2 separate regions of the Homo sapiens genome follow, and region 2 is linked to region 1. A link is a loop called in an ENCODE intact Hi-C map of the cell type or tissue named here. Cell type or tissue: heart right ventricle. All regions are shown on one strand. Region 1 overlaps LOC100506532 (a long non-coding RNA gene). Region 2 overlaps LOC100506532 (a long non-coding RNA gene).

Evidence for each region. A loop is a pair of places that touch in the nucleus more often than their neighbours do. Peaks named below come from ENCODE experiments on the same cell type or tissue, not always from the same donor. Only the 100,000 strongest peaks of a DNase experiment are listed, where the experiment ranks them.
Region 2: it touches region 1 in a loop (2.3-fold over the local background); 2 of 110 quality-filtered maps call a loop at or near these places.

The regions. Positions count from the first base shown.
Region 1 is chr9:134,543,674-134,546,173 of GRCh38, reverse strand. It overlaps LOC100506532 (a long non-coding RNA gene), which reads right to left. Exons shown (of 3, transcript NR_188441.1): 3 at 911-1,254. Among named protein-coding and RNA genes, the nearest start is that of COL5A1, 97 kb to the left of the region's middle. RefSeq lists an enhancer at 154-919. In heart right ventricle, no CTCF peak of the experiment used is centred here; no DNase peak of the experiment used is centred here; H3K4me3 peaks cover 69 bases; H3K27ac peaks cover 2,107 bases; H3K27me3 peaks cover 1,185 bases.
Region 2 is chr9:134,490,943-134,493,442 of GRCh38, reverse strand. The region is part of intron 1 of LOC100506532 (a long non-coding RNA gene); the gene reads right to left. Among named protein-coding and RNA genes, the nearest start is that of MIR4669, 110 kb to the right of the region's middle. RefSeq lists an enhancer at 1-269. In heart right ventricle, no CTCF peak of the experiment used is centred here; a DNase peak (open chromatin) is centred at 1,032; H3K27ac peaks cover 1,467 bases; H3K27me3 peaks cover 1,086 bases.

The DNA.
Region 1 (2,500 bases):
GCTTCGGCAAGGTCCCCACTGGAAATACGGAAGCGAGACAGCGCGTCTGCAGCCACGTGTCCGTCGGGTACCGAGCCACCCAGTTCCATGCTGGGACCACATGGATGGGGAGGGGACACCGTGGCCACCCCCTAGGCATTGCTCAGTCATTCTTGTACAGCGTACAATCGCCCGTTTATAGGAAGAATGCTGACCATATATTCTGGTTTTCCATGCGCAATACTTCACTAGGAAAGAATGCAGAACTCACCAGAAGGAGCACACGCTGCAGTTTTCCCCATCAACCAAACCTCTTCCCAGGGATTGGGAAATAGGATGGCGGGGCTCTCCTGCCCTTCCGGCGCCTGGAGAAGGCACAGGTGGCCCCAGCAGGGTCCTAGACAGACAAGGGTCCCAGAGATCAAACCATAGGGTCTTCCTGCCTGAGACAGGGACATTTGACAAGGCAGCTGTGAGTTTGGAACCTGTAACCAGGGCACGGCGCCTCGGCACTCCACTCACCCTGCAGAATGAAATCTCAACCCAGGATGGACGGTGGAGGGAGTGCTGCCTCTCACCGGCGAGGGCACAGCCTCACCCAGCCACAGGGCTCCCTGTGTGACACAGGCTGAGCTCTGGGTCTCGGGAGAAGGCACACACACGCTTGCAACGTGAGGTTTCCTTGCAACACAAAGTTCAGATTTAGGAGGGGAAAGATGAGTTTCAGATGCTAAAACTAGTCTTTGGGGACTTTTCAAGGATAAGAGATGGCCTGCTTCTGGGCCGGCCTTTGGGAAAGGTTTTCATTCTCAATTTCCACCCTGACCGATGCTGCGTCGTGTTGTTGATATGTGAAACGTGGTCTGTGATGTCCTGAGGCCTGGAAATCCAGATGTTCCCCAGTTCAGACTTCACAACTCAGGAAAGTGAATCTTAGTGAAATACACATTGGAGCTTTTAAGAACTGTTTTTAAGGAGACATGTAAGAAAACGTGACTCAGTGAATGATCACAAAGTTTGCATGCAGGTGACAGACACCCAGGAGAAGAGGCACAATAGGACCGTCTCCCTGGAGGCCCTCTGTGCCCCTCTCACCCTCATTCCTTCTCCCTTCCCCAGAGTGGCCGCCGCCTGCCTGCTCACACTGCCTCCGTCACCGGGATCGCGCCGTGGGTGAATCTGGTGTCCGGCTCCTTTTGCTCCATGTGGGCAGGCTCCCCTCTGTTGCTGGGCCTGGCTCTTCATTCACTCCCATTGCTTATGAGCACATGGATGCTTTTTAAAAGGAGAAAAGAAAATTAGCCTGTTGTTGTTTGAAGGCAACAATCCTGCCCTGTCCAGCTGAGAACATCTGCTAGGAGAGCTTGGGCTGTGCCGTGCGGGGAACCGTGGGAAGCAGGGTAGGTGGGTGTCTGTCAGGGGAGGGGAACCAGGGATTAGGTCAGACAAGAGGCGGAACAGGGAGACAGGCAGGACCAACACCATCTCGGGGGCTTGGCCAGACCGGCCACTCATCTCTGCCAAGTCAGATGCCTCCAAGGAGCCGAACCCTAGAGAAAGCTGCAGGGCCGGGAGCCTCTGGGACGGGAGGACCCCACCTCCAGGGCAGCCCACTCTGGGGTGGGACAATGGCCTCCTTTGCTGCCCCATGGACGATGAATGGCACCCATGTATGACTCATGCCGCTGGTATTTTCTGGCTGATTCCAGTGAGCCGAAGGAAGGAACCTTAGTTACTAAAGGCTGCTCTCACTGCAAGCCAGCGGCTCCCTGCAGCTGGTGAAAGTGGGCGCCGCAGGATAGCGCAGCCCTACCCCTTGCACTTCTCCGGATTTTACTTTTCTTTTAATACTATGAGGATGAAAGGACGAAAGCTAGTCTAGGATTGAAAACATCGGCCAGGCACGGTGGCTCACGCCTGTAATCCCAGCTCTTTAGGAGGCCAAGGTGGGCAGATCACCTGAGGTCAGGAGTTTGAAACCAGCCTGGCCAATATGGTGAGACCCCTGTCTCTACTAAAAATACAAAAATTAGCCAGGCACAGTGGCACACGCCTGTAATCCCAGATACTTGGGAGGCCGAGGCAGGAGAATTGCTTGAACCCAGGAGGTGGAGGTTGCAGTGAGCCGAGATCACACCATTGCACTCCAGCGTGGGTGACAAAGGGAGACCCTATCTCAAAAAACAAACAAACAAACAAAAAACAAAACAAAAAAATGAACAGAAAACATGACACCCCCTCCTGGCACTTCAAACACCCCTACGACATCTGTGTCCCCTGCCCAAGTCCTGTCCTGCACAGAGAGGGTGGAGAATCCACATGTGAGGCATGAAGAAGCCACACAGGCTTAGCGAGGAGGGGCAGCCATGCCCGACCCACAGAGGCTATTGGCTCAAAATCCTTCCACGATAATCAGCTGCTTTCCCACCAAGAAACAAAAGCCTGGAGCACGTGCAAAGGAAGAAGAGAGCTCAGCTGTAAAATGCCAAGACGTTCAAAATAACTACGGATGTTTAACAAG
Region 2 (2,500 bases), 53 kb after region 1:
CTGTCCTCACCCTGCGGTCAGGGGAGCTTAGCCGAGTGGCAGCTGGTGACGTCCCTGCCCCACCTTCATCCCACCCCACACTCTCCACTCACACTTAGAATCCTGCCATTTGCTCCCAGGGTTTCAACGCGGCTGGGCCGCCAGGACTGCTGGGCCAGGGTTTCAGATATTGAAATACTGCCTTACAGGTCAGGGTCAGTACACAGTCACTTCCCCACCCCCATCCCCCAAACACCGGGGTCTCAAAGGGACTAAAGGGTTAACTCCACAACTGGCCCCGGGACATTACTGCAGCCTGGCTCCCAGCTCTCCCTCTAGGGGATAGGGGGGTGGTCATTGTCGAAATCCCCTCGGTGCTTCCACCGTGCGGCCCTGCCCCCGGCCCCACCTCCTCCCTGCTGTCCTGGGTCACCAACTCCCTGGTCTGTGCAGACCCCAGGCACTGGCCCCACTCCCTCCTGCCACAGAGCACAGCCTGTCTCCTCTGTCTCGGAGGCGAGGCTACGGCCCCAGCTCTCCACCTCACTAACTCCTACTCATCCCTCAAAATCTTGACTCAGATGCCGCTTCCTCCAGGAAGCCCTCTCTGACCTCCGAGGCAACTCTGGCCCCCACAGAACTGAGTGCCCGCCCTCTTGGCATGGCCCATGTTACACTCTTGGTTCTCGGGTCACTTGGCTAACACCTCCAGGCTGTTAGCTTGTTGGGGCCGGAGCAGGTTGGGTTGGATTTGTTCTGTTTTGGTTTTTTCCCCGCTGTATCCTCAGCACCGTGCAGGGCACCCAGCCCAGAGCAAGAACCTGGCTAAGGGAATGAATGGACTAGTGAATGGAATGCGGTCCTCACTGGCCCCGCGTTCCCTGCGAGCTCCCCACCCAGGAGGTGTGGGCTCCGCTCTGACTCCGGACTCTCAGGAGTACTTCAGCTGCATGGAGCAATCTGCTCAAAAGCCCAAATGGACTCCTTATCTTAAAGGATTGCACAAAACCCTGGAGCTCGCTTTAATCCCAGCTGTCCATGTAGAGAACACGCAAACCAGCAGTGCTCAGGGCCCCCGGGTGAACTCACTTATCCTTAATCAGCAGCAGATGCTGGGAAGGGCGTGAGCAGGCTTTTCTGAACCATATGGACTGTTTCTTAATGCTCATATTGAAAATTCTTCAGAGGCAGATCAGGCTTTAGCTGGAGGCCTCCTCTTCTTGCGGGTCATGCAGGCTTTAGCTGGAGGCCTCCTCTTCTCTGATCCGGCCTGGTGCTTGGGGTAGGGTCCATTCCTCCTCTGACCTCCCAGCCTCACGGGTCAAGACCTCCAGGGGTAGCCCAGGCAAGGGCCAGGCGAGGGGCACCACCATCAGCCTCCAAGAAAATGCAAGTCCGACATCCCGAGCCCGTGGCCCATTTTCTTGTCAGGACTTGGGCAGAATTTCACCCAAGTTAGCAATGGCTTGTCCTCTGACAATCAGGTGACAAATACTTACCCAGCACCTCCTGCACCGTGGCCGGAGGGCCTGAGAGGCAGGTGGAGGCAGGAAGAAGTGGTCGGGATACTGGAGGGGTTACAGTGGCTCTGGGGTCAGACGTGGGTTCAAACCACAGCAAATCATTTTACCACTGACTCCACAGTCCCCTCATCTATAAAATAGAAAACAAACAAACTCTCCTTTCAGAGAGTCAGCAGACGCACTGCGCCCGGCACCTAGTAGGCCATCCATACGCGGAAATGACTTTGTGATGTACCCCCGTCCAAAAGGCTCTGGGCTCAATAAAAGACAGCCCTGGTCATGGCCACTCCCCCCAGCTGTCCCAGGAGCCAATTTCTGACCACAGACGGATCCTGCTTCTAGCTCAGATTATCCTGCTTCTAGCTCAGATCCCCTTCTTCATCCACAGAGAGAACCCAGACCCAGGATTGCGAGCACGCCGATGAGAAAAGAAAGACAGGAGAGTCAGACACCGAATTCACGGAGCAGGTCACGCCCCAGGAACAGGGCAAAGAGGCTGTCGCTGTTTCTGCAGTTTCCTCTGATAAGAGGAAGCGACGTGGCCCATGTGCTCTGATCCAGCCTGGTGCTTGGGGTAGGGTCCATTCCTCCTCTGACCTCCCAGCCTCCAGTGAGCTCTCGGGCGAGAGGAAGTGGCAGAGCCCCTGACACCCAGAGGCACACAGCACGAGGCAGGATGGTGTGGCACACGCAGAGACACAATAACAGAATACTCCAGCCCCGCCTCTCTCTTTTTGTTATTCTTGGGTATCTTTTTTATATTTTTTTTTTTTAGAGACAGAGCCCCTCTGTCACCCAGGCTGGAGTGCAGTGGTGCCATCTCGGCTCACTGTAACCTCCACCTCCCAGGTTTAAGTGATTCTCATGCCTCTGCCTCCCAAGTAGCTGGGATGACAGGCACCTGCCACCCCACCTGGCTAATTTTTGTATTTTTAGTAGAAACGGGGTTTCACCATGTTGGCCAGGCTGGTCTTGAACTCCTGACCTCAAGTGATCCA